2 separate regions of the Mus musculus genome follow, and region 2 is linked to region 1. Evidence: chromatin loops called from intact Hi-C (ENCODE). Cell type or tissue: heart. All regions are shown on one strand. Each heading gives the region's core, and the rest is flanking DNA. Links, peaks and the distances in the headings are about the cores only. Region 1 holds the start of Zc3h6 (zinc finger CCCH type containing 6). Region 2 holds the start of Chchd5 (coiled-coil-helix-coiled-coil-helix domain containing 5).

Region 1 (4,388 bases), core at 103-4,102:
GAGAACCTAGAATCCAAGGATTAGACTGGGAAAACAAACAAACACCCCAAACCCTTGTGTTGGGAGTTTAGCTCTTGTTAGAGCATGGGTTGAATATGTGTAGGATTCTGGAAATGTTTCCTATTCCAAACTATAAGTTAAAACAGTGTATTATTATAGCTTGTTACACAGCAATGAAAGCAGAAGTATCCGATTGTGAGGAGTCTATCAAAGGTGTAAGGTATCTATAGGGAAAGTCATAAAGTTCTATTACGATATCAGTTCCGGGGCTGCTGAGAACCCGAGTGCTGCCTGCCACCAAGCTCTGAATGTCTTGAGGTCAATCACCCAGAAGGGTGGCTGCCTCTGCCTGGGTGAGAAAATGGCGGGAGGAGAGAATGGCCTCCTGCAAGCTGTCCTTGTACTTCCACACAGCTGCCCCAACATACACAGAACGAGTGGCTATTATATACTCAGAATATTAAATATAAAAGAGTGCAACTCTCAGTTTTAAGTACAGGGATGGCTTTAAAAAATATCAATGAGCTCTGGTCACAGAATTTAGTAATCTCAGAGGTGAATTAAATTCTAAAGTCTACAAGCGATTTCTTTTAAAGAGGAAAGGGCTGAGCAGATTCCAGGTTATCTTCTATTTTGAGGTCAACAGAGGGTAACAAATGGCGAGGAAATACTCTTTGCGGATGATGGAAATGTTGTAGGTCTGAAAGGAAAGGTATCCTCGCAGTTGGGAGGCACAAAGTCACACAGTACAACAAACCTCACACAAGGGATTTATTGGGAGAGAAAACCGCAGGACTGCTGCCTCTGCTCAGGTGAGAAAACAGCCCCTGACTGAGCTGAAGGCAGGCCTTCCATAGGATTTCTTAGGGGGCGGAGCTGTCCAGTTTTCCAGGCTGAGGACTGTTGGGATTTCAAGTCCAGAGTTTGGTATTTTCAGGGATTGGTGAATTTTTCTGCTCAGGGATTTGTTGGTTTTCATGCTCAGGAACTGGTTTCTGTGACAAGCCAGGGACTAATGAGACTTCCTTTTCAGGGGGTGGCGGGATTTTTTTTTTTTTTCTTGTAGGGCACTTTCTTGGCCACTTTCATAGCTCAGGTTGCGAATGAATGACTGCAGTAGCCCTTAGAAGATGACCTTTAGGGCTGTTAGGGAAGTCTGGGTGCGGGGCCTGACTGCTTTGTGTTCAGCCAGCTGAGAGCTGTGGCTTTCCTGCCTTGAGGGTTTATAAAGTATATAAAGTTTACAAATAGAGTACACCACAGGGAATCCTTTCCTTGTGGCTTGAGTTGGCCTAGATAGCCAACAATTGGACCTTCCAAGTGTGTCAGTATGTTAATTTTGTCTGGAGGCAACATTTCAAAAGTTGTTTTTCTGAGTAAGCTAATGCCCAGAATTTATTTTGGTGTGCGTTTAAACTTCCAAACGAATTTGAAAACAGCAATACTCAAATGTGTACCAGTTCAAAGATTTTCTTTTTATTAAAAAAAAAAATCAAATTCAAATCCTAAATCATTATTTTAATGTCTAAGCAGAAAATGCAGTTGTGAAGAGCAGCTGTTACACCTCAAAAGCCTTTCACTGTTCCTAGTAAAACGATTAAATGAAGAGGCTTTACATTTTAGTTCCAAAAACTAATAATATTGCTTCTCTAGTTAAAACAGATGTGCCTTTTGAAAGTTTCCTATAATGGGCCGTGAAGATCTGTCAGGGTTCAAGTCTTGTCAATAGCTGCATTCAACTAAATAACTTTTTTTCTCTTTTCACATTTATCTAATCGCAATTGCTCTTTGAATGCACGTTATTTACACATCAAAGACAAAAGACGTCGTGTATTTAGAAATATTGGACATTTAAGCTTATCATTTTAATAAAAAAAATTAACTTTCCTTCAGAACTAAGTATACATTACTCATCATTTCAAGACTATTTCTGAAGGATATGGAAATACGTCTGAAGGCCATGGACATACGAAGAAATGAAGTCTTGTTCTTATGAAATACTCGAATGAATTCCACATCTAAACCGCTAACAGACACAAGATCATGTTTTAATTACCTCAATAGCTATTTTTAATCGTCAAGTAAGGACTGGGTGAATTTAGTATCAGAAAAAGTTGCATGGCAGGCAGTCTTCCTTACACTACGGAGACATAACAGCTACAAGTTTAAGGGCTTAAGGATGATTCCGAGTTCTTTCGGCAACAAAGAAAGCTTTTCTTTCTTTCTTTCTTTTTAACAAAGAAAACCGCCAGTCCTGGGTTCCTTTCTTTGTCGCGCAGTTAACGGTGGCGGGGTGGAGGGGGACAGTGTGATGAGTCCGGAACTCCAAAGCCTTAGACGACGAGTCTCGCAGGAACATCGAGAAATGGGCACAGAGGACCTGGTGGACACAGCAGGCCTGGCGGGGTGACCTGCCCCGCCCGATATAACTCCACGCGCCACCGAACCGCATCCCTGGCCTCACACCCATCAGATTGCTGCCTCCGCTGCCGCAGCGAGCGTATTAAAGGCCCGCCCCTGGAAGTGATTGACGGGCAGTTTCCTCCAATGGCTAGTGCGCTCGGCACCGGCGGGCTGGGAGAGGGCCGCGGCTCGCGGAGGAATTCCACTTGCCCTTTAGTCCCGGGCAAGGTGTTGCGGCCGGCGCCATTTTCTGAGCCGCCTGTTTCGGGTGCCGCCATGTTGGTGAGGAGAAATCACCGTTACGGCCACTGTCCAAATCCCCGCGTCGCTGCACGCCGCCCGCCGGCTCCCACGCCTCAGCCTCCGGCGGCGAATACAGACTAGAGCGGCAGCGCCGGCAGCGCGGGGCCGTTGCCCAGTCTTTGCAGTTAGAGCCCCATCTCTCTGGCGTTGGTTGTTAATAGACTGGAAAGTCTGTGTCTGTGTCGCTCACTAGTAACCGTGAGTTTTTACCACTTCGTCACCTGTCGGCGGCGGCCGGGGACAGGGTTGCCCGCAGGCGGCGCAGGGGTCCTCCCCGCGCCCCGCTGCCGCCGCCACCGCCGCCGCCGGCCTCCAGACCTGCCCTCCAGCCCCGCCCCGTTCTTGACCAAACATGACAGACTCTGAACATGCAGGGCACGACAGGTCGGGAACCCTTCTTGTCTGTCTTTCTGTCGGATGAGAGGAGGGGTCGGGGCGGCGGGAGCGGGCCGGGGCCGGGCGCCTCCTGCATGACTTAGACGTCTCTGTGTGGCTCCATCGGTTCCGTGACGCGCACCTTCGTCCACCGCCGCTGCCTGCCGGCCGCCGCGGGGGAGGCCGAAGCGGCCGCGCCCGCCTCCCGGAGCCGGGGTCGCCGTCGCTCTCGCCGCCCCGCCCCCGCCGGGCACGTGCGAGCCCCCCGCCCCTGGCCCGGCTCAGTCGTCGGCGCCACGCGGGCGGCGGCGCGGCTGCGGCCGCTGCCCGCCAGGCCAGTGACCGGCGTTGGCAGCCCCGTTGGAACCGGCCCCAAAAGCTCAGTAGTAGGCCTAGTGGATGTTTGCCTCCGACCCGAGTCTACCTCTGAAAATAAACATGTTTAGTTTTTTTTTTTTTTTTTTTTTTTTTTTTTTTGGAGGGGGTTGGGGAGTCTCTTTCCCTCCCATCCCCCACTCCCAGGCCATGTGTCTGCCGCAGTCCTATAACCTCCAGGAAAGTGAAATGGCAGTTTTTCATATTAAATACGTTAACACAAGTAGACTGCAGAGTTTTAGCTTTACCTGATTTCCTAGGTGCTAAATAAATATTTGACTATTTAGCTGAGATTCTCATTTTCCAGTTTTAGTTTTGTTGTGCTCTGAGAGGCACATTCTTAGCACCATTCAAAGGTTTGGTGGCATTTACAGAATATACTCTTGACATTGATAAACAAATTTTTAAAGGTGTCAGAGGAGGACTTTTATTAAAACTCCTGGTGCCAAATCTCATTCAGCTGATTCCTACTTAGAATATTGACTTGAAAGTGGACATCCTCACATTGCTTTGTGAATAGTCTCAGATACATTGTGTTCTAGTGTGGCCCATAAGACTTAAGAATTCCTGATAAATATCATATGCTTTTGATAAAGCATTACACTCACCTTCCTTCCCTAAATACAAAGGAAGCAAAACAAAACAACAACAACAAAAACCAACAAAAATCATTGAAATTTTAAATGCCAAAATATATGGCAACCTTGAAAGGGATTTAAAAAAATCCTAAGAACTTCACTAATGTAATGATAATTCTCTAGAAAGACATCAATGAAGCATGTAGCAAGGTTTAGATAGTAAAAAGTGCTCTTACATAAGTGCAGAAGCTTGCACTGGACATTTTTAATGATTTTTTAAAAAAGATGATACCTTTGTAGTTTCAGTGCTGTCAAATGGACCTAAGGACTCTTGTGTGATAGGCAAGTACTCTA
Region 2 (4,388 bases), core at 298-4,297, 160 kb after region 1:
CAAATCCCTTTTTGACCATGGCTAGCCATAATCAAGAGCAAGAACTCCAGGTTTGCCAGGAGTGTCTTAGTACCAAGGTCTGTGCAGCTGAAAACAGTGCAGACTTTGGAGGAAGACAACATTTCTTCAAGGTTCAAACGTCTCAAAACAATTTCTTAACCTCTGCTTATTAACCTAGACATAGCTTTGCTGAAACAGTTCACTCAAACCAGACACAAAGGTTTCCTATAAATTTCACTACACAGATTCATCATCTCCAAAGTTTCCTTGTGCACCTTTGAGTGGTGTGTGTGTGTGCGTGCGTGTGCGTGCGTGCGTGCGTGCGTGCGTGCGTGCGCGCGCATGTGGTGGGATCATGCAGCACCCGTCCTGTGTGATGGGCATCTTTCATGTAGCATGACCTCGTCTACGCTCAGCCGTGTTTTTGAACATGGTGGGACTTCCTCCTCCTTTAAGGCTGAATGTATCTGATTATTGAGTAACTATGTTCCTTTGCCTTTTTGCTAACCTCTGTATGCGTTTCTCCGTGCTTGTTAGGGTTCTGTGTGTGCTTGTGTATAACATCTTACACAGCCGTACTGCTCCCTGTGAATGGGTGTTTGAATTTTTTTCATAAGGAGAACACCTTGAATTGGTTGATCCTTCCCCTGTGTTAACAGCTCAACTTTAGACCCGCACAACCTATTCTCTGTCTCTTCACAATATCGTAGCTGGGGATAGTGTGCAGATCTAGTGTCCAAGTATTTGTGTTCTAAGGGTCTTGTTGCCCGTGAACTAGTCACCTCCCTGCTCCAGCCTCCCGAGTGTGAGAATTAGCATCATATCCCACAATACCTCGCTAAATTTTTTAAAATTAACTTTTGATCTTAAATTGTAGATTCTTGACTAAAAAAATCTATGTGACATTAAGACAACCTGGGCGCTTACTCAGACTTGGCAGTTTTATGTGCTCTTATGTATAGTTAGTTGCATGGACTGTTATCCTCTGGGTAGATTGCTGTTACACACAGGACATTATTACAAGCTTGTCCTGTTGTGTCTTCTCTCATTATCTCTAACCCTTCAACATATTCTCAATAATTTCAAGAAATACATGTAAATAGAATCATGGCATATTCTGAAATGGACTTTTTCTTTTTTACTTAACAGTTTACTTTAAATTTGTGGAAGTTGTATGTGTGAGTTCATGCCTTTGCATTGCTGTATAGTACTCCACAGTATGGGTGACCTACTTTTGCCATCCACTTTGAAGGACATTTTGATTCCAGTTTGGGGCACTAAGAGAGAAAGCTTCTCTGGAAGGCCACATGCATGCTTGTGTGTAGATATAAACTTCTTGTATCTGGGACAAACGTTCAAGAAGCAATTATTGCGTCATAAGATAGTTACCTGATTTCATAAGAAATAGGGGAGGGAGTGAAGGAATGGCTGACTAAAGTGCTTGCTATGCAAGCAGGAAGACCTGAGTTGTGGATCTCCAACACCTGCATAAAAACCTGCAGAAAAGGCATGGTAGGGCAGACTTGGAATCCCAGTGTTGGGATGAGGAGACAGCTCCTGGATGTTCACTGGTGGGTTTTAAGGTTCAGTGACACCCTGTCTCCAAAAAGCTTCAGGTGTCAAGCAATAGAGGAAGCCACCTGCCGCCAGCCTCTGCCTGCACACATGTACATCACACACATGTCCCTAGTTTCCTTTTCCTGCTCCCTCTTAGCGGCTACTGACATTTACAGCGTGCCTGTCCTGGTGTTTTCTCTCAGACCAATAACATTGCCCTTGATTGTCCTAAATGAGTACCTTTTAAAGTTCTTTCATTAATGAGCTCCCCAGAAGGGAACCCCAGTAACAGAAGCACTCTTGAGACCTGCATTTCTCAGATCCGCTTCACTTCAAACCTTAGGGTTATCTAGTTCTCTCCATTCCATTCTTAATGACTCTTTTGACAGCAACCAGACAAAAGGAAACTAGAAGTGTGGAGTGTCAAGTTTCCCAAAAATGAAAGTGTCACTGTATATTATGAAGGCCAAAGCAGTCGTTCTCATTTTACAACTGCGTGCTAAGGTAATCACCTTACCGCTCATTTTCTCTAGCTTAGGCCTCTCCATATGAGGAATATTTAGCCTTACAGGGAAATGAACTTCCAGGTCTAGCCCTATAATCTGAAGGCAAATGTGGAGAGGGTGCAAACACCACCTAAGGAAATTACAAAGAAAATAATTTGTGCACGATTGCAAGGAGCAAGCAATAAAACCCACTCTCATCCTGCCTTTACCACCTATGGCAGGAAAAGGACATGTCTGAGTGAATAATCGGATGGGAAGCCCAATGTGGCGTTTAAGATCATTCCTTTCCGTCAAGTTGGAACTAAAGTCAGGAGGAGAATACGCAGTGGCGGAAAGCCACTGGTAGCTCAGCCTGAGAGGGCAATCCCCGTGTTCCTAAACTAGCAGCGGCGGGCACAGCTGCCGCCTCAGCCGCAGCGTGTGCCGAGCCATAGTCACGCGGGCCGGTGGCCTCAACTCCAGCCGGGAAAGTGGCAGCGCGAGCGGCTGTAGATCTGACCTACAGGGAACCAGCTCTGGTGCTCTGTGCCTGGCTGCTCGATCACGGCCGAAGTCCTGCTTCCGGTGATCACTAAACGCGACCACCACAAGCCGGAAGTAAATAAACTAAAATAGCTGACGGACCGGAAGTAGTTACAGGGGCCTCCTCCCGGATAGGCAGTGAGGCGGAAAGCAAAGCAGGACACAGCCATGAAGGTTGGACCAATGTGGGATGAGTGGCAGGGACGCTCGACGACCGGAAGAGTGAGGCCAGGAGGTCTGGGTTGGGCGCCGCCATAACAACCTGATACCGGAAAAGGCGGGTCTCTTCTCCCTGACTGATCGGCGCTTGAATTCGCCTGGAGATGTGAGTTACAACTCCCTATAACTCTAGATCATGCTTGTCAGACTGCACGGTCCCCAACGGGAAATGACTGAATTCAAGACTCCAGGCCTGCTTCACAATAGCCAGACTTTTTGTCTTAGGACTTCCACGATCTCCCGGGAAATCCCACCTTGTTCCACAACGCGCAGGGATCGGCGCTTATTTCTGCCCCTCGTTGGTTGTCCCTATCACAGGATCTTTACACCCCCCACCCCCAATCCAGACTAGTCCAATCACAGATCAAAATCAGAACTCTTTCTTGCCTTCTCTTGAGATTATCTTCAGTTTACCCTGTCCCACAGGCAGGCAGCCCTGGAAGTCACTGCTCGATACTGCAGCCGAGAGCTGGATCAGTATGGCCAATGTGTGGCAGCCAAGCCAGAGTCGTGGCATCGAGATTGTCACCACCTTAAGATGAGCATTGCTCGCTGCACGTCCTCCCAGTGAGTGTACAACTGGGGGCTAGAGGGTGCCAGGCAGTAGGGTTTGAATGCTTCAGGGTCTAAAATGCCCTACCCCCCACAGCCCGATCATCCGCCAGATCCGCCAGGCCTGTGCTGAGCCCTTTGAAGCCTTTGAGAAGTGTCTTCGCTTGAATGAGGCAGCAGTGGGCAACTGTGCTGAACACATGCGCCGCTTCCTGCAGTGTGCAGAGCAGGTGCAGCCACCAAGTTCACCCACAACTGGAGAGGTAAAGGAGGCTAACTTGATCGTAGCTTTTTCCTTTCACAACTCCCTTCATTTTCTAGTTTAAATACCTTCCAGAACCAGTCCCAGCCCCATTCCCATACATGGCCTTGGCTATGCATCCAAGAATCTAAAAACCATGGTTCTCTGTCCCCGAGTGGACATGCCTCTGCTTGTCACCACCTTTCACACTCCCCTCTGCCAGGGCACCTGCCCCAGCCTTTCCCCGGCTTGCCAGACCCTCTGTGTTCCATATAATGACCTGGATTCTAGTAATGATAATCCCTTGCTTAAAACTCTCTGGTGGCCACCAATTCACACTGGAACAAAGTCCCTGATTCTTACTGGATCCTGTGTTCTTCCTTTCCTCAGCCACTGTGTCCCCTTCACTACTTTCCAGCTGTGCTGGTAGGGGTGAGGGGGTGAGGTGGAGGGGTGCACAGAAAAGGATCTTGCTAATGTATACAATACATAAATACATATACAATATGTCTGAAATACTAAACTGTTATTGATGTAGCCATTAGGAAAAAGTCTTTAAAATGTTCTGGATTTGGCAGAAATGGAGGAAAGCGTGAGAAACCCTCCCTCCCTTGCTGCTCTTGCTGGATCTCTCCAAGGGAAAGTTCACACCTTCGACCGCCCTCATCTGAGCACCTCTGGGCTCTCTGTCCCTGCAGCTCTGCCTTTTCTTTCTCGCCTTCTTTTGGGCTAGTGTGTTGGCTCATCTTGTCCTTTCCAGTCCTTATGTGATGGTCTCAGAATGGACTCAG

What was found. Peaks named below come from ENCODE experiments on the same cell type or tissue, not always from the same donor. Only the 100,000 strongest peaks of a DNase experiment are listed, where the experiment ranks them.
Region 2: it touches region 1 in a loop (2.0-fold over the local background); 1 of 42 quality-filtered maps calls a loop at or near these places.

What each region holds. Positions count from the first base shown.
Region 1 is chr2:128,964,747-128,969,134 of GRCm38, forward strand. It overlaps Zc3h6 (zinc finger CCCH type containing 6), which reads left to right and starts at 2,656. Exons shown (of 12, transcript NM_178404.3): 1 at 2,656-3,090. The coding sequence starts at 3,059. In heart, for the core only: no CTCF peak of the experiment used is centred there; DNase peaks (open chromatin) are centred at 2,535 and 3,125; H3K4me3 peaks cover 2,614 bases; H3K27ac peaks cover 3,416 bases.
Region 2 is chr2:129,126,948-129,131,335 of GRCm38, forward strand. Chchd5 (coiled-coil-helix-coiled-coil-helix domain containing 5) reads left to right here and starts at 2,753. Exons shown (of 4, transcript NM_025395.3): 1 at 2,753-2,910; 2 at 3,231-3,371; 3 at 3,454-3,619. The coding sequence starts at 2,909. It also overlaps a transcript of Polr1b not described here. In heart, for the core only: no CTCF peak of the experiment used is centred there; DNase peaks (open chromatin) are centred at 2,764 and 3,394; H3K4me3 peaks cover 2,252 bases; H3K27ac peaks cover 1,939 bases.